2 separate regions of the Homo sapiens genome follow, and region 2 is linked to region 1. The links are chromatin loops, found by intact Hi-C in ENCODE. Cell type or tissue: B cell. All regions are shown on one strand. Each heading gives the region's core, and the rest is flanking DNA. Links, peaks and the distances in the headings are about the cores only.

Region 1 (9,704 bases), core at 735-8,734:
ATTGCACTCCAGCCTGGGCAATAAGAGCAAAACTCCATCTCAAAAAGAAAAGAAAAGAAAATGCTTGGTGCTTTTACTGTGAGATGATGAGCCCATGAACTCAGCATATGTTAGCGTGAATATGTTTCTGGCTGAGGATCTTTAAAGAATGTTTGTGGAGGCCGGGTGCAGTGGCTCATGCCTCTAATCCCAGCACTTTGGGCAGCCCAGGCGGGTGGATCACAAGGTCAGGAGTTCAAAACCAGCCTGGCCAATATGGTGAAACCCCGTCCCTACTAAAAATACAAAAATTAGCTGGACGTGGTAGCATGTGCCTGTAGTCCTAGCTGCACAGGAGGCTGAGGCAGGAGAATCCCTTGAATCCAGGAGGTGGAGGTTGCAGTGAGCCAAAATCGTGCCACTGCACTCCAACCTGGGCAACAGAGCAAGACTACGTCTCAAAAACAAAACAAAACAAAACAAAACAAAAGAATGTTTGTGGAGTTTATGCCAATTGATATGCATAAAATCAGTTTTTTTCCTTTATTATTATTATTTATTTTTTGAGATGGAGCCTTGCACTGTTGCCCAGACTGGAGTGCAGTAGTGCCATCTCGGCTCACTGCAACCTCCACCTCCCGGGTTCAAGTGATTCTCCTGCCTTAGCCTCCCAAGTAGTTGGGATTACAGGCACCCGCCACCACGCCCAGCTAAGTTTTTGTATTTTTAGTAGAGATGGGGTTTCACTATGTTGTTCAAGCTGGTCTCAAACTCCTGACCTCATGATCCACCCACCTCGGCCTCCCAAAGTGCTGGGATTACAGGCGTGAGCCACCGCGCCCGGCTATATATTTTTTTAAGACAGAGTCCCATTCTGTCACTCAGGGTGGAGTGCAATGGCAGGATCATGGCTCACTGCAGCCTCAACCCCCCAGACTCAAGCGATCCTCCTGCTTCAGCCTGCCAAGTAGCTGGGACTACAGGTGCATAACACTATAACTGGCTAATTTTTAAATTTTTTGTAGAGACGGAATTTTGCTGTATTGCCCAGGCTGATCTCAAACTCCTAAGGCTCAAGTGATTCTCCTACTTCGACTTCTCAAAGTGCTGGGATTATAGGCATGAGCCATTGTGCCTAGCTAGTTTTTTCCTTTAAAAACCACACTGCTGACCAGGCGCAGTGGCTCACGCCTGTAATCCCAGCACTTTGGGAGGCCAAGGCAGGAGGATTACCTGAGGTCAGGAGTTCGACACCAGCCTGGCCAACATGGTGAAACCCCGTCTATACTAAAAGTACAAAAAAATTAGCCGGGTGTAGTGGTGCACACCTGTAATCCCAACTACCCAGGAGCTGAGGCACGAAAATCCCTTGAACCCGGGAGGCGGAGGTTGCAGTGAGCTGACATCATTCCACTGGACTCCAGCCTGGCCGACAGAGCGAGACTGTCTCAAAAAAAAAAAAAAAAAAAAAAACCCTGCAAAAGAATTTAATGGCATGAAAAAAATGCTTGGGAAATTGTGACATGAGAAAAACAGATTACAATGTAGCATGCCAAGTATGATTCCTTCCCTGATAAAAATATAAATATGTGCATGTTTGCATTTTTTTTAAAAGAAAGTCTTCCAAAGGTTATTGAGGAAGAGGACACATTTGCAGGGGATCTTTACTTCATTCCTTGGACATTTTGGTATTTTGCAAATATTTTATGATGACTATTGCCTTTGTCCTCTAACAAAAAATCAAGAAATATATCTTAGTTAAAATGTCCCTGCTGGACATAAAATGTACATTGAGAAGAGAATTATCCTACTAAATATTTTCAAACTTTATCTGAGCAGTTAAGGTGTCCGGAATTGGTGGGTTATTGGTCTCACTGACTTCAAGAATGAAGCCGCGGACCCTCGCGGTGAGTGTTACAGCTCTTAAGGTGGCGTGTTTGGAGTTTGTTCCTTCCGATGTTCGGATGTGTCCGGAGTTTCTTCCTTCTGGTGGGTTCCTGGTCTCGCCGGCTCAGGCAGGAGTGAAGCTGCAGACCTTCGCGGTGAGTGTTACTGCTCATGAAGGCAGTATGCACCCAAAGAGTGAGCAGCAGCAGGATTTATAGCAAAGAGCAAAAGAACAAAGCTACCACAGCACGGAAGGGAACCCCAGCGGGTTGCCGCGGCTGACTCGGGCAACCTTCTTTTATTCTCTTATCTGGCCCCACCCACATCCTGCTGATTGGTCCATTTTACAGAGAGCCGAGTGGTCTGTTTTGACAGGGTGCTGATTGGTGCGTTTACAATCCCTGAGCTAGACACAAAGGTTCTCCATGTCCCCACTAGATTAGCTAGATACAGAGTGTCCACACAAAGGTTCTCCAAGTCCCCACCAGAGTAGCTGGATACAGAGTGTCGATTGGTGCATTCACAAACCCTGAGCTAGACACAGGATGCTGATTGGTGTGTTTACAAACCTTGAGCTAGATACAGAGTGCCGATTGGTGTATTTACAATCCCTGAGCTAGACATAAAGGTTCTCCACCTCCCCACCAGACTCAGGAGCCCAGCTGGCTTCACCCAGTGGATCCCGCACTGGGGCTGCAGGTGGAGCTGCCTGCCAGTCCCACGCCGTGCGCCCGCACTCCTCAGCCCTTGGGTGGTCGATGGGACTAGGTGCCGTGGAGCAGGGGCGGCGCTCGTCGGGGAGGCTCAGGCCGCACAGGAGCCCACGGGGTACGGGGAGAGGGGAGGCTCAGGCATGGCGGTCTGCAGGTCCCAAGCCCTGCCCCGCGGGAAGGCAGCTAAGGCCCGGCGAGAAATTGAGCACAGCAGCTGCTGGCCCAGGTGCTAAGCCCCTCACTGCCCGGGGCCGGCGGGGCCGGCCGGCCGCTCTGAGCGCGGGGTCCACCGGGCCCACGCCCACCCGGAACTCGGCGCTGGCCCGCAAGCACCGCGCGCAGCCCCGGTTCCCGCCTGCGCCTCTCCCTCCACACCTCCCCGCAAGCTGAGGGAGCCGGCTCCGGCCTTGGCCAGCCCAGAAAGGGGCTTCCACAGTGCAGCAGCGGGCTGAAGGTTCCTCAAGTGCTGCCAAAGTGGGAGCCCAGGCAAAGGAGGCGCCGAGAGCGAGCGAGGGCTGTGAGGACTGCCAGCACGCTGTCACCTCTCAGTAAGACAGGTCAGGGCTGGGCACAGTGGCTCACGCCTGTAATCCCAGCATTTTGGGAGCTGAGGCAGGAGGATTGCTTGAGGCCAGGATTTCCAGACCAGCCTGGCCAACATAGTGAGACCTCATCTCTCCAAAAAATTTAAAAATTAGCTGGCCATAGTGGTGCGCACTTGTAGTAACCGCTAGTCGGGAGGCTGAGGTGGGAAGATCGCTTGAACCCAGGAGGTAGGGGCTGTAGTGAGCTGTGATGGTGCCACTGCATTCCAGCCTGGGCAATAGCAAGACCCCGTCTCAATAATAATAATAATAGGCCAGGACTTGCTAGATGGGAGGCCGGGGTTTGACCTGACCTCTGACCTCTGGGCAGTCAGGTAGGTAGGCCGCCATCTCTGACCCACATCTGCCACTTGGCTTTCGGGCTCCATCCTACCATATACCTGCAGAGTGTGGCTCAGTCAGACCGGCAGCAGCGTGGCCTCACCCAGGCGGGCCTGCCTGCAGGACAGGTTTGTCCGCCCCAGCCCCCAAACTCAGAGGCCGGCTCCTGTGGGTAAGAGGGGAGCAAAGAGGTCAGGGCTATGTCAGGGCCCGGACCCCTTGAGGGACAGGCAGCCATTTGATGGCTGTTCCCCCCACACCCCAGGTGACTGCATCCCTCCTCAGCCTCTAACCCTCCACGGCTCTCCAGCGCCCTCCTCACCTCGCACTGAGGGCCCGTGTGGCTTGGCCCCTTGCCACCTCTCCAGGTATCTCTTTCTCTCTCTTGCTCCACTGAGCCAAGCTCTCTCTCTCACCATCTGAGATCACAGAATGGAAATAAGAAACTGTGTTATATAGCAATCAAGCCAGGCACATGCCTCTGACTACATCCACTTTTGCTTACACTCCTTCCATGAGGGCAAGTTGGTTCTTTTTTTTTTTTTTTAACTAAAACGTAAAAACACACACCCCTGCCCTTTCCTCAGGTGTCCCACGCCCACCAATTCCTCCTCTCTGGTCCCCGCGTCCTTGGCTGGTGTTAGAAAAATGGCTACAAGCTTCCTGGGAATCAGATAATAAAGCTTACAGGAACTCTTCCCAGATTTAAAAGAGCTTAATAAATAAATAAATAAAGCTTACCTTCTAGAGGGGAAAATAGATAAAACCAATAAGAAAAACACATGTTAGAGGCTAATAAGTGCTAAGGAGAAAAATAAAAGAATGAAAGACAAAACAAAAACCTAGCCGGGCGGGGGGGCGCGGTGGCTTACGCCTGTAATCCCAGCACTTTAGGAGGCCAAGGCGGGAGGAACGCTTGAGGAGTTCGAGACCAGCCTAGGCTACATAGTGAGACCCTGTCTCTACAAAACAATAAAAAAATTTTTAAAAATCGCTGGCCATGGTGGCAAGCACCTGCATCACAGCTGCTCAGGAAGCTTAGGCAGGAGGATCACTTGAGTATGGCAGTCGTCGCTGAAGTGAGCCAAGATGGCACCACTGACTCTGTCAGCCCAGATAACAGTCTCAAAAAAAAAAAAAAAAAAAAGATGACTGGGCATGGTGGTTCACACTTGTAATCCCAGCACTTTGGGAGGCTGAGGCAGGCAGATCACCTGAGGTCAGGAGTTCGAGACCAGCCTGGCTAACATGGCGAAACCCTGTTTCTACTAAAAATACAAAAATTAGCTAGATGTGGTGGCATGTGCCTGTAATCCAAGCTACTCAGGAGGCTGAGATAGAAGAATCACTTGAACCTGGGAGGTGGATGTTGTAGTGAGCCAAGATCGTGCCACTGCACTCCAGCCTGGGTGGCAGAGCAAGACTCCATCTCAAAAAACAAAAACAAAACAAAACAAAGCAAAAAACGGTGAGAGGGCCTGGTGCCCCCTCTGGAATGTTTTTCATTGTCTAGGTTTGACACTGTGCTGTGCCATCACGTGTGGGGCTGGGGAAAGTGCAGATTCCGGGGCACACGCCTGCCCTTGGAGCAGGGATGGAGTCAGCTCCATCTATAGGGTCTGGTCTGGGAGGAGGGAGAGGGTGCTTGCCCAGAGCAGGCTCAGACCCTAAGCCTGAGCCTAGGGAAGGGTGAGCCGACCCTGGAGGCAAATGGACCACAATCCCCCCTCCCCATCAACCTTCACCAGCGATTCCGGGATAAATGACACAGACAGCACTGAGAATTCCATGGTAGTCGTTATTATTACTGTTGTTTTTATTAATAGCAGGGGCCCCATCACTTACCTGTGGGTTATCAATTTATTACCTCTCAGTTCCATTTGTCATCTGGTGCCAGGTTAGGCTTTGTCAATAGAGGGCGCTGGAGAGCCACTGAGGAGCCAGGGCCCCTCTGCCTCACTCCAGGGCTTTGTGTTCTTCCTACTGCGCTGTGACCAGCAGGTGGCTGCTATGCTCCACATTATAGGGAGTGACCTCCACTGCCACCCTCTCCTCCTTCTCCCTCCTCCTCCTCCCTCCTCCTCCCTCCTCCTTCTCCCTCCTCCTCTTCCTTCCTCCTCCTCCTCCCTCTTCCTCTTCCTCCCTCCTCTTTTCTTTCATCCCTCTTCCTTTCTCCTCCTTCTTCCTTCTCCTTCCTTCACCCTCCTCCTCTTCCCTCCTCCTTTTTTCTCTTTCTCCTCCTCTTTCCTCCTCCGCCTTCTTCCTCCTCCTCCTCCTTCTTCCTACCCCTTCTCCTCCCCCTTCCCCTTTCTTTTAAAAGACGGGGTCTCAGCCAGGCACAGTGACTCACACCTGTAATCCCACCTGTAATCCCTCACTTTGGGAGGCCAAGACAGGAGGATCACTTGAGCCCAGGAGTTCGAGGCTGCAGTGAGCTATGGTAGCACCACTGGACTCCAGCCTGGGCAATAGGGGGAGACTTTGTCTGAGAGAGAGAGAGAGAGAAAATGAGAATCGCACCGTGTCGCCCAGGCTGGAGTACAGTGGCAGGACCATAGCTCTCCAGTGCCTTCTTGAGTCTAGCTAGGGACTTGTCACTTAACCCAACAGATCTATTTAAAACATGAAGTAGAATCATTGTTTCTCACAGAATCAGCTGCCTTCTCAGATCCTCTACAAATGGAAACAGAATCATGCAAAACAGGGAAGGTAAAGGGACAAGAAAATGGTCTTTTTGAAGAGCTGCTCCCAGCCCTGCTGGACAAAATGACCAAAATAGGATCCCTGGTATTAAAGTTCCTCTCATAAAAATCCATTCAGAAAATTGAGGACACTTTGGGAGGCTGAGATGTGAGGATTGTTTGAGGCCAGGAGCCTGGGCAACAGAACAAGGCCCTGTCTCAAAAAAAAAAAAAAGAAAAGATACATATATATATATCTGTACCCAGAGTCAAGACAAGCAATATTTGTTGTCTAAAAACAACTCTGGTTCAGGGTACATCAGTTAACTTTTTTTTTTTTTTTTTTTTGAGATGGAGTCTCGCTCTGTGTCCCAGGCTGGAGTGCAATGGTGCGATCTCAGCTCACTGCAAGCTCCACCTCCTGGGTTCACGCAATTCTCCTGCCTCAGCCTCCCAAGTAGCTGGGACTACAGGCACCCGCCACCACGCCCAGCTAATTTTTTGTGTTTTTAGTAGAGACGGGGTTTCAGCGTGTTAGCCAGGATGGTCTTGATCTCCTGACCTCGTGATCCGCCAACCTCGGCCTCCCAAAGTGTTCAGATTACAGGCATGAGCCCCCACACCCAGCCTTTTTTTTTTTGAGACAAGAGTCTTGCTCTGTTGCCCAGTCTGGAGTGCAGTGGTGCAATCTCAGCTTACTACAACCTCCACCTCCTGGGCTCAAGTGATTTTCTGCCTCAGCTTCCCAAGTAGCTGGGATTACAGGCGTGCGCCACCACACCTGGCTAATTTTTGTACTTTTTGTAGAGACAGGGTTTCACCATGATGGACAGGCTGGTCTCGAGCTCCTGGCCTCAAGTGATTCTCCCACCTCAGCCTCCCAAAGTGCTGGGATTATAGGTGTAAGCCACCACGCCCAGCCCAAGACAGATACTTTAAGAAAGTAAACTGGCCAGGACAGTGGCTCACACCTGTAATCCCAGCACTTTGGGAGGCCAAAGCAGGCAAATCACTTGAGGTCAGGAGTTTGAGAGCAGCCTGGCCAACATGGTGAAACCCGGCCTTCACTAAAAATACAAAACTTAGATAGGCGTGGTGGCAGGCACCTCTAAATCCAGCTACTTGGAAGGCCAAAACAGCATCATTTGAACCCAGGAGATGGAGGTTGTAGCGAGCCAAGATCCTGCCACTGCACTGCAGCCTGGGTGACAAAACAGGGCTCTGTCTCAAAAATAAAATAAAATAAAGAAAAAGAAAATAAAGAAGGGAACTTAGGTTAAGTGAGGTCATAAGGGTGGGGCCCTGATCCCTGATGTCCTTATAGAAAGAGACACCAGGAGTGCACACACACGGAGGGAAGGCCATATGAGGTCACAGTGAAAAGGTGGCCTTCTACAAACCAAGGACAAATGCCTCAGGACAAACCAACCCTGCTGGCACCTTGACTTTGGACTTCCAGTCTCCAGAACTGTGAGAAATAAATGTCTGTTGTTTAAGCCCCCTAGTCTGTGATATTTTGTTACACAGCCCTAGCAGACCATTACATTCAGTCTCTTCTTTGCTTCCCACTGTGTCCTTTCTACCAAGCACCATGCCTAGCACATAGTAAGTACCCCCAAAAAGATGCACAAACATCATCGCCTCCTGTGGGAAGCTGTCCCTCACCCTTCTCCACTCCTTCTCCCCTTAGCTTAAGTGCCTCTTCTCAGCTTCAGTTCCTACACTTTCCACTTGGCTCTTGAAGAATATGTTTTGAGGTCTAATTCCTCTCTAGCAGGTGAAATGTTTGAAGGCAGGGGCTGGGTCTTCCCCAGGGCTCAGCACCAATGGCATGCACCATCAGAATTTTTTGTTTTGTTTTTTTGAGATGGAGTTTCGCTCTTGTCACCCAGGCTGGAGTGCAGTGACCCAATCTCAGCTCACTACAACCTCTGCCTCCTAGGTTCAAGCGATTCTTGTGCCTCAGCCTCCTGAGTAGCTGGGATTACAGGCGCCCGCCACCATGCCCGGCTAATTTTTGTATTTTTAGTAGAGATGGGGTTTTGCCATGCTGGCCAGGCTGGCCTCCAACTCCTGACCTCAAGTGATTAGCCAACCTTGGCCTCCCAAAGTGCTGGGATTACAGGTGTGAGCCACTGCGCCTGGCCAGGAGTTTAATAAATATTTGAGTGAAAGTAAGTTTCTTGACCTTGACGCATGGGCCCTAGAGAGCTAGAAGACCTGAATTCTAAGCTTCATTCCTGTGCAACTGTGGACACTGAGCCTCAAATGTAATCATGGTCTGGGGTTTTTCCAGAGATCAAAGCTTGGGGAAAGTCCTTTGTTCTCTGAAAGGTACAGGGTTATTTTCACATCTGTTATGAACACTCGTGCCGTTGAGCTGAGCTCCTGAGTCTTAGTCAGCTGCCTGGCTCCAGGTGGACTTCCTGCTGTACCTCAGATATACTAAGCTCACTCCTGCCTTGGGGCTTTTGCGCTTGCTACTGCTTCTGGGAACACACTGCCCCCAGGCTTTCCCATGATCCCTTAATTTTCAGGGTCTACACCACAGCCAAGGCAGATGACACTGATTGCAAGGAAACAACTCGGTTACAGGGCATTGGGGAACAGAAGAAATGCCACTATTCGGCTCACGCCTGTAATCCCAGCACTTTAGGAGGCCGAGGTAGGTGGATCACAAGGTCAAAAGATCGAGACCATCCTGGCCAACATGGCGAAAACCCGTCTCTACTAAATATACAAAAATTAGCTGGGCGTGGTGGCCCGCGCCTGTAGTCCCAGCTACTCAGGAGGCTGAGGCAGGAAAATCGCTTGAACCCAGGAGGCAGAGGTTGCAGTGAGCCGAGATCGCGCCACTGCACTCCAGCCTGGAGGGCAGACTCCATCTCAAAAAAAAAAAGAAGAAGAAATACCACTGCTCTATTAGTTCATTTAATCCCCTCAATGACTTTGAGAGGTACACACTTTTTTTCTTTTTTTTTGAGACAGGTTCTCACTCTGTCACCCAAGCTGGAGTGCAGTGTTGCAATCATGGCTCACTGTAGCTTCTACCTCCTGGGCTCAGGTGATCCTCTTACCTCAGCCTCCCCAGTAGTTGGGATTACAAGTGTGTGCCACCACACCTGGCTAATTTTTGTATTTTTTGTAGCCATGGGGATTCGCCATGTTGCACAACCTGGTCTTGAACTCCTGAGTCCAAGCAATCCTCTCACCTCAGCCTCCCAAAGTGCTGGGATTACACATGTGAGCTACCACGACCGGGAGTATGTACCTTTTTTTTTTTTTTGAGATGACGTCTCGCTCCGTCACCCAGGCTGGAGTGCAGTGGTGCAATCTCAGTTCACTGCAACCTCCCCCTCCCAGGTTCAAGCGATCCTCCTGCCTCAGCCTCCCGAGTAGCTGGGATTACAGGTGCCTGCCACCACACCCAGCTAATTTTTGTATTTTTAGTAGAGATGGGGTTTCACCGTGTTGGCCAGGCTGGTCTTGAACTCTTGACCTCAGGTGATCTGCCTGCC
Region 2 (9,704 bases), core at 441-8,440, 190 kb after region 1:
GACCCCTTCCTATCCCCTGAACACCGCTTCTCTGCCCCTTCCCAGTCTCTCAGCTCAGCTTCCTGACCCTGAAACATGGACCCTCACATGCTGTGTCTTTGACCCCTGCTTCTTGGCCCTTGGATTCCTACTCCCCCCGCCGTCGATCCTATGTTCTGTCCCTTGGATTTTCACTGCCTTTCCCAGAATCGTCTTTTTTTTTTTTTTTTTTTTGAGACAGGTTCTTGCTCTGTCGCCCAGGCAGGAGAGCAGTGTGCGATCTTGGCTCATTGCAACTTCCACCTCCTGGGTTCAAGCAATTCTCCTGCCTCAGCCTCTCGAGTAGCTGGGATTACAGGAGCCTGCCACCACACTGGGCTAATTTTTTTTTTTTTTTTTGACAGAGTCTCGCTCTGTTTCCCAGGCTGGAGTGCAGTGACATGATCTGGGCTCACTGCAACCTCCGCCTACTGGGTTCAAGCTATTCTCCTGCCTCAGCCTCCTGAGTAGCTGGGACTACAGGCGGGTGTCACCACATCTGGCTGATTTTTGTATTTTTAGTAGAGACAGGGTTTCACCATACTGGTCAGGCTGGTCTTGAACTCGACCTCAGGTGATCCACCCTTGGCCTCCTAAAGTACTCGGATTACAGGTGTGAGCCACCACGCCCGGCCCCAGCTAATTTTTGTATTTTTGGTAGACACGGGTTTCAGCATGTTGGCCAGGCTGGTCTTGAACTCCTGACCTCAGGTGATCTGCCTGCCTTGGCCTCCCAAAGTGCTGGGATTACAGGCGTGAGCCACCATGCCCAGCCAGAAACCCCAATAACTTTTGCACCAATCTAATATTTTTAGCAGAGACAGGGTTTTGCCATGTTGCCCAGGCTGGTCTCGAACTCCTGACCTCAGGTGATCTGCCCACCTCGGCCTCCCAAAGTGCTGGGATTACAGGCGTGAGCCACCATGCCCGGCCAGAAACCCCAATAACTTGCACCAATCTAATATTTTTAGCAGAGACAGGGTTTTGCCATGTTGCCCAGGCTAGTCTCAAACTCCTGACCTCAGGTGATCTGCCTACCTCGGCCTCCCAAAGTGCTGGGATTACAGGCATGAGCCACCGCGCCCGGTCGAGAATCTCCTTCTTGTTCCTTGAACCCTCTTCCTGTCCCTCAACCTCCTTTCTCCATAACTTCACTTGTTTTCCCTGGAACCCCTGTTCTGTGCGCTCAAATTTGAATTCCCCTTTCCTGGATGTTTTCTTCCTGTCTATGAAACTCCATTCTGTGCTCTTGAACTCCAAATCTTGCCTTGAACCATGTCATTTCTATATGACCCTCCAATCCTCAATCTCTGTCTCTGGAATCCCCTCAAACCCCACTTTCTGTTCCTTGGACTTTATTCTTCAATTTCCTTCTCCTATGGCCCAGTTCCTAACCCTTGTACCACACATCCTGTCCATTGCATGTGCCGCTTTTCCTCAGTCGCTATTGAATTCCTCCTTCATACTGCTTCAGTTTCCTCATCTCCAGCCTGCATTGCGCAGTTCATCCTTCATGTCCACTCACCCACAGGTGCATACCCACCTTCAAGTGATTGAGGAGAGGGTGAATCAGAGCCTGGGCCTGCTTGACCAGAACCCCCACCTGGCTCAGGAGCTGCGGCCCCAAATCCGTGAGTGTCTATTACCCTGGCTCCCATTACAGATCTCTGAGGGCAGATCTTGACTCCTAAATGTTGGGCCCCCCCAATTTCATTTATTCCTCTATAACAAACAGCCCAGACCTTAGCAGTGAAAATCAACAATGATTTTTCTTTGTTCATGATTCTGCCATCCGGTCTGCGCTCAGCAGAGTGGTTCTTTCAGTGGTCTTGCCAGTGGTCAAGCATGCAGCTGTATTTAGCTAGCAGATCATCTAGGGGCTGGGAGTCTAGCACAAATGGACCTTTCTCTCTCTCCAAGGAAGCGCAAGGCCTCTCTTCTCCGTGGAGCTTCTCCATGTGGTCTCATCAGCAGGGTAGCTAGATTCCCTACATGGTGGTTTATGCTCTCTAAGACATCACAGTGGAAGTTGCTAGGTCTTAAGGCTTGGGCCCACATTCTATTTGTTAAAGCAAGTTACAAATTCAGTCCAGATTCAAGGGAAGGAACCTATATGCATACCGGAAAGTGTGACCTATTGCAGCCCCCACATCTATTGTGTCTTTCTCCTGGATATCTCACACATAACCCTGATTCTCCTAGTATTTAAGAAAGCTATCATCTTGAGGCGCGGTGGCTCACGCCTATAATCCCAGCACTTTAGGAGGCCGAGGCGGGTGGATCACTTGAGGTCAGGAGTTCGAGACCAGCCTGGCCAACATGGTGAAACCCCGTCTTTACTAAAAATACAAAAATCAGCCGGGCATGATGTCGCTTGCCTGTAATCCCAGCTACTTAGGAGGCTGAGGCAAGAGAATTGCTTGAACCCGGGAGGTGGAGGTTGCAGTGAGCTGAGATCGCATCATTGCACTCCAGCTGGGCAACAAGAGTGAGACTCTGTCTCAAAAAAAAAAAAACAAAAAAAAAACATAATCTTGAAACTTCAGCCTCCATCCTTCCTGCCAGCAGTGCCTCCATCCAGCTTCCCACTTTCTCAGATCACACTTCTGGCTACCCCACACTTGGGGCTGACTCTGCTGTCTGCATGATCTCCCACTTGCTCTACTGGTAGGGTGCCCTCCACTCACCCCTATGCTCACTACCTCAGCCACCTTTCTGCATGTCCCCCTCAGAGGAACTCCTCCACTCTGAACACCTGGGTCCCAGTGAATTGGAAGCCCCTGCCCCTGGGGGCAGCAGCGAGGACAAGGGTGGGCTGCAGCCTCCAGATTCCAAGGATGGTGAGTGAGCCCACATATAGATGACCCCAGACATTAGGGAACAGGCCCCAGCCTAATTTGTAATCCCCTAGAGTCTGAGGGTGTCTTCACCACCACAGTGACTGGGAGAGGATGAGGAGGAACGTCTAAGGTTGCAGGGGCCTCTGTAGGATCCCCAATCCTCCTTCTTAGTCCCTGGAAGGATGTTTCTCCACCTTTCTTTGCTGATACCCTCCTCTCTTCACTGTTCCACTCCCTTGCTTCCTCTGGCTGCCAGCAGACACCCCCATGACCCTTCCAAAAGGTGAGTGTCTCACAGTTAACCCCAGCCTCCAAATCCCACTGAATCCCTGAACCCAGAAGGAAACAGGGTCCATCCATTGGGAACCTCAGACCCCCTGGGGTAGAGTTTGATGTACTTTCCAGCCCCCTCCTCTGGACCCTAAAGAATGAGATAGGGCCAGGCGCTGGTGACTCACACCCGTAATCCTAGCACTTTCAGAGGCTGAGGCAGGAGGATCCCTTGAGGCCACGAGTTCTAGACCAGCCTGGGCAACATAATGAGACCCTGTACCTACAAATAATTTAAAAATTACCTGGGTGTGGTGGGGCATGTCTGTAGTCCCAGCTGCTCAGGAGGCTGACGTAGAAGGATCACTGGAGCCCAGGAAGTTGAGGCTGCAGTGAGCTGAGATCATGCCACTGCACTCCAGCCTGGGTGACAGAGTGAGACTCTGTCTAAAGAAAAAAAAAAAGAATGAGATCAGACTTGGGGGTAGGGTCCACAGAACAAGATGCTGCATCCCCTGAGAAAGAGAAGATGAACCCGCTGGAACAGTATGAGCGAAAGGTAAGTTAGTCAGAACTGTGGGCTCCCTAAGGGGAACAAGATCGGGGCCTATATGGCTGGGTACGAGGGAGGAGATGCTGGGGGCTTGGATTCCTTGTCCTGAGGGAAGAGGGAGCTGAGGACGTGGAATTGAGATCCTAGAAAATGAGAGGGCTGGGGGACGCTCTCTTGGGCCCTTGGGTAGGAAGAAGCCAGTGCCAGGCTTCTGGGTTCCTGACACCTCCTGCTCCCCCAGGTGAATGCGTCTGTTCCAAGGGGTTTCCCTTTCCACTCATCGGAGATTCAGAGGGATGAGCTGGTAAGAGGAGGAACAGCCGGGTACCTAGGGGAAGAGACCAGAGGTCAGCGGCCAGGCTGTGATTCCCAAAGCCACACAGGACCCTCAAAGAAGCCCTCTGCCCCATCTCCTCTCCCTGCAGGCACCAGCTGGGACAGGGGTGTCCCGTGAGGCTGTGTCGGGTCTGCTGATCATGGGAGCGGGCGGAGGCTCCCTCATCGTCCTCTCCATGCTGCTCCTGCGCAGGAAGAAGCCCTACGGGGCTATCAGCCATGGCGTGGTGGAGGTGAGAACCATGGCGTGGTGGAGGTGTGGGAAGAGTTCCTGAGCCCGGGTGTGGGCGGCCTGAGAGACTTGCGGGCAGTCCCGCCCCCGCACCACACTGTCCTTTCCCTCCCCTGCTCGTTGCAGGTGGACCCCATGCTGACCCTGGAGGAGCAGCAGCTCCGCGAACTGCAGCGGCACGGCTATGAGAACCCCACTTACCGCTTCCTGGAGGAACGACCCTGACCCGGCCCCCTTCACCCCTTCAGCCGAGCCCAGACCTCCCCTCTTCCTGGAGCCCCAGAACCCCAACTCCCAGCCTAGGGCAGCAGGGAGTCTTGAAGTGATCATTTCACACCCTTTTGTGAGACGGCTGGAAATTCTTATTTCCCCTTTCCAATTCCAAAATTCCATCCCTAAGAATTCCCAGATAGTCCCAGCAGCCTCCCCACGTGGCACCTCCTCACCTTAATTTATTTTTTAAGTTTATTTATGGCTCTTTAAGGTGACCGCCACCTTGGTCCTAGTGTCTATTCCCTGGAATTCACCCTCTCATGTTTCCCTACTAACATCCCAATAAAGTCCTCTTCCCTACCAGGCCAGTCTGAGTCTCTGTGGGAGAATTAGTCTGTAACCACAGCTGGACGCGGTGTCATCGCCGCCCAGGCCGCCTTGGCCTCTTTAAACGGGATGACGGAGCTTTAAATCTGGGCGGGTCCTGCGGGAAGGGCTGGCGCGCCGGGGGCGGGGCTCAGAGGCCAGGGATAGGCGCCTGTCCTGGAGCTGTCCGCGGTGCTGAACTGGCCGCGCCTTCCAACTGTCAGTTGGGTACCAGTGTGGACCCCAAGGAGGCTGGGCTCCAGCGAGTTTCCCCTGCCATCTGTTCAGCCTCACACACAATCACATGCAGCGCCCACCCCAATCTTCGAGAGTCCTGTAAGAGATTATGAATCGTGAACCACCGTTCCCATTCCCCAAAGTCTTCATTCCTTCTCGGGGAGTCTATAGAAACCCTCCTGGAGTGTGGAAATTCCAGTCACGTGTCCCAGAAAGGGATATATGATATCTGCACGTGCCTACTGAACTTCGTTTTATTTTCTCCCCCTACTGCCCGTATAAATGCAGAAGAATTTCTTTTTCTTTCTTTTCTTTCCCCACCTCCCTTTTTTTAAGACAGGGTCTAACACTGTCACTTAGGCTGGAGTGCAGTGGTGCAATCATAGCTTACTGCAGCTTCCAACTCTTGGGCTTAAGTGACCCTCCTGCCTCAGCCTCCCGAGTAGCTGGAACTATAGGCACGTACCGCCACCCCCGGATAATTTTTTTAAAAAAATTTTAGGCCAGGTGCGGTGGCTCACGCCTGTAATCTCAGCACTTTGGGAGGCTGAGGCGGGCGGATCACCTGAGGTCAGGAGTTCGAGACCAGCCTGGCCAACATGATGAAACCCTATCTCTACTAAAAATACAAAATTAGCCGGGCCTGGTGGCGTATGCCTGTAATCCCAGCTACTTGGGGGCTGAGGCAGAAGAATCGCTTGAACCCAGGAGGCGGAGGTTGCAGTGAGCCAAGATTGCGCCACTGCACTCCAGCCTGAGCAACAAGAGCGAAACTCCATCTCAAAAAAAAAAAAATTTAGAGATGGGGTCTTGCTATGTTGCCCAGGCTGCTCTCCAAGTCCTGGCCTCAAGTGATCCTCCCACCTCAGCCTCCTGAGTAGCTGGGATTACAGGCGTGCAGCACTGTGCCCAGTATTGGAATTTATACCCTCACATGTCCCATTATGCTGGCTCGGGTTAGCCCTCTACATATACAGTTATCTGTCCCAAGAGGGTTAGGAGGATTTAAAGGGTTAATATTCGTGGAGCTGTTATAACTGCACCTGCCACTTAGCAAGTATTTGTTAAATAAATTTTAAAGTATTAAGGTAGCAAACACTCATATGGTGTTCACCCTGTGCCAGGCACTACTCTGAGGGCTTTACATGCACTGGCACACTTAACCATTACTCCTGTGAAAGGAAAATAAATCCTGGGGGCCCCAAATCACTAAGTTAAAGGGAAAAGTCAAGCTGGGAACTGCTTAGGGCAAACCTGCCTCCCTTTCTATTCAAGGTCATCCCTGTACTCACTGAGAGAGGCATATTCTGATTGCCTCCTTTGGAAAAGCTAACCAGAAACTCAAAAGGATGCAACCATTTGTCTCTCACCTACCTGTGACCTGGAAGCCCCCTCCCTGCTTTGTGTTGTCCTGCCTTTCCAGACAGAACCAATGTACATCTTAACATATGTTGATTGATGTCTCATATCTCCCTGAAATGTATAAAACCAAGTTGTACCCCGAACACCTTGGGCACATGTCGTCAGGACCTTCTAAGGCTGTGTCATGGGTGCATATCCTCAACCTTGGCAAAATAAACTTTCTGAATTAATTGAGACCTGACTCAGATATTCGGAGTTCACATTTCCATCTAATGGAGTCAGTATTATGACTATTCCTATCTATAGATTAGGAACTGAGGCTGAGAGTCGTTACATCACATGCTCTATGTCATCATCCAGGAAAAGTCAGAGCTAAGAATTCAATCCAAGAAGCCTGGCTCCAGCATCCACTCTCCTGGCCACTTTGCTAACCTGTTTAATACTCCAAGGTTGTCCAATATGGTGCTCCGATTGTGCGCTTCAAAATTCCACGTGGCTGGGCACAGTGGCACGCTGCTCTAGTCCCAGCTACCCGGGAGGCTGAGGCAAGAGGATTGCTTGAGCCCAGGGCTTCTGGACTGGAGTGCACTGTGCCACTTGGGTGTCCACACTAAGTTTGGCATCAATATGATGACCTCCTGGGAATGGGAACCGACCTAGGAAACATAGGTCAACACTCTCATGCTGATCAGTAGTGGGATAGCACCTGTGAATAGCCACTGCGCTTCAGCCTGGGCAACATAGAGGGACCCTGTCTAAAAATAAAAATAAAAATAAAAAATAAATAAATAAATAAATAAATAAATAAATAAATAAAATCCAAGTGATACCATTCACCTCCCAGACTTTGTAGATTTGCTTTTTTACCACAGCTTCCCAGGAGATGGCAGTAAAGTGTCATGTTCTAATGTCAGTATCTTGCATGATTTTCTGACAGATGGTTTGGGGAGGGAGCATCTATTTCTAATTCTCCCAAAGGGCCTATGAGCTAGCTGTGGTTCTTCATAATATATAACTGTAAATATAGGTCGTGTATATTGAATATACACCTGGTAGATGTTAGGAGAAGACGCTTCATGGTGCAAGTTGGATGCAATGCCAGTCTCTGTAGAGAACTCAGTTTGCACCATCACTCTGATACCGGTTATATCTTTGGTTATACTCGGATGAGCCCAGTGGAAATCTATCACTAACGCCACAGGCACCACAGGGGTTGAAAGCCGCCTTTGTATTTTCACAACCAAGAGTGATCAACAGGCTAACAACAGGTAAGGAGCTCCAAGCAGGTGAAACAGGAAAAGTAAGGCGGTTTTGCTCAATAGGGTCAGTGTGTAAAGTAAAGTTTAATGGTAATACTTAGAGTATTTAATTTTAAAATGTTGTTATTCAAATTCCAGCAGGAAAAATAATTTTGCTGTTATTTATCTGATGTTCTTGCACTCCTAAGTCATTCTTTTCCCACTGAAGATGATCTTGGTAATACTGTTTTTTTGTTTTGTTTTGTTTTGGTTTTGGGTTTTTGAGACAGAGTCTTGTCAGGCTGGAGTGCAGTGGTGTGATCTTGGCTCATAGCAACCTCCACTTCCCAGGTTCAAATGGTTCTCCCACCTCAGCCTCCCGAGTAACTGGGATTACAGGCGCCCGCCACCATGCCTGGCTAATTTTTGTATTTTTAATAGAGACGGGGTTTCACCATGTTGGCCAGGCTGGTCTTAAACTCCTGACCTCAAATGATCCACCTGCCTTGGCCTTCCAAAGTGTTGGGATTACAGGCGTGAGCCACCGGGTCCGGCCAATTTTTCTTATAATAATTCAGTTTCTACCATGTGCGTGGCTCATGCCTGTAATCCCAGCAATTTGTGAGACTGAGGTGGAAGGATCGCTTGAGTCTAGGAGCTCAAGACCAGTCTGGGCAACATAGTGAGACACAGTCTTTACAAAAAAAAAATTAGTCAGGCATGGTGATGAGTGCCTGTAGTTCCAGCTACTCGGGAGGCTGAAGTGGGAGAATTGTTTGAGCCTAAGAGGTCGAGGCTGTAGAGAGCCAAAGAAGACAGATTGAGACCCGGTCTCAAAATAATAATAATAATAATAATATATGGACAGGTGCAGAAGCTCATGCATGTAATCCCAGCACTTTGGGAGGCCGAGGTGGGAGTATCCCTTGAGCCCAGGAGTTCGAGACCAGCCTGGGCAACATAGTGAGACCCTGTATCTACAAAAATAGAAACGAAAAAATTAGCTGGGTGTGGTGGCATACACCTGTGGTCCTAGCTTCTCAAGAGGCTGAGGCAGAAGGATCTCTTGAGTCCAGGCAGGAGGTGGAGGCTGCAGTGAGCTGACATTGCACCACTGTACTCCAGCCTGAGCAAGAGTGAGACCCTGTTCTTATTTAAAAAAAAAAAAAAAAAAAAACACACAAAGTTTCTGAGGGACATTTTATCATGTTAGTGGGGTGGGTGTGTGCACATGTGTGTATTGATATGCATCTTAGTCTGGGCTAAGAATACCATGAGCTGGGTGGCTTAAACAACACACATTTATTTCTCACAAGTGCTAGAGGCTGAGAAGTCCAAGATCAAGGTGCCAGCAGCTCCAAAGTCTGGAGGACTCTCTTCCTGGTTTGCAGATGGTTTGTTTTGTTTTGTTTTTTGACAAGGTCTTGTTCTGTCACCTGGCTGGAGTGCACTGGTGCAATCACAGCTCACTGCAGCCTTGATCTCCCAGGCTGAGGCAATTCTCCTGCCTTACTCTCTCGAGTAGCTGGGACCACAGGTGTGCACCACTACACCTGGCTATTTTGTTTTTTTTGAGTAGAGACAGGATTTCACCATGCTGCCCACGCTGTTCTCAAACTCCTGAGCTCAAGCTATCCTCCCATCCTGGCCTCCCAAAATGCTGGGATTACAGGTGTGAGCCAGTGTGCCCTGCCCAAGATGGCCATCCTCTTACTGCATCTTCATATGGCAGAGAGTAGAGAGCAGAGAAGCAAGCTCTCTCCTGTCTCCTTCTTTTTTTTTTTTTTTTGAGATGGAGTTTCACTCTTGTTGCCCAGGATGGAGTGCAATGGCATGATCTCGGGTCACCGCAATCTCCACCTCCCAGGTTCAAGTGATTCTCCTGCCTCAGCCTCCTGAGTAGCTGGGATTACAGGCATGCACCACCATGCCTGGCTAATATGTATTTTTTAGTAGAGACGGGGTTTCTCCATGTTGGTCAGGCTGGTCTCGAACTCCAGACCTCAGATGATCCACCCGCCTCGGCCTCCCAAAGTGCT

The links. Hi-C counts contacts between places; a loop is a spot of excess contacts. Peaks named below come from ENCODE experiments on the same cell type or tissue, not always from the same donor. Only the 100,000 strongest peaks of a DNase experiment are listed, where the experiment ranks them.
Region 2: a loop joins it to region 1, with 26 times the contacts of the local background. A loop is called at or near these places in 11 of 110 quality-filtered maps.

What each region holds. Positions count from the first base shown.
Region 1 is chr19:35,688,497-35,698,200 of GRCh38, forward strand. No RefSeq gene overlaps it. Among named protein-coding and RNA genes, the nearest start is that of ZBTB32, 11 kb to the right of the region's middle. In B cell, for the core only: CTCF peaks have their summits at 5,432 (motif pointing right) and 5,635; a DNase peak (open chromatin) is centred at 5,445.
Region 2 is chr19:35,874,968-35,884,671 of GRCh38, forward strand. APLP1 (amyloid beta precursor like protein 1) reads left to right here. Exons shown (of 17, transcript NM_001024807.3): 11 at 1,550-1,649; 12 at 2,751-2,858; 13 at 3,115-3,141; 14 at 3,617-3,687; 15 at 3,923-3,985; 16 at 4,107-4,250; 17 at 4,376-4,825. The coding sequence ends at 4,474. It overlaps LOC124904705 (a long non-coding RNA gene), which reads right to left and starts at 7,158. Exons shown (of 2, transcript XR_007067245.1): 1 at 6,860-7,158; 2 at 4,697-5,162. It also overlaps the pseudogene RN7SL402P. In B cell, for the core only: CTCF peaks have their summits at 7,283 (motif pointing right) and 7,482; DNase peaks (open chromatin) are centred at 5,024, 6,804, 7,454, 8,374 and 3 weaker places; H3K27me3 peaks cover 3,631 bases.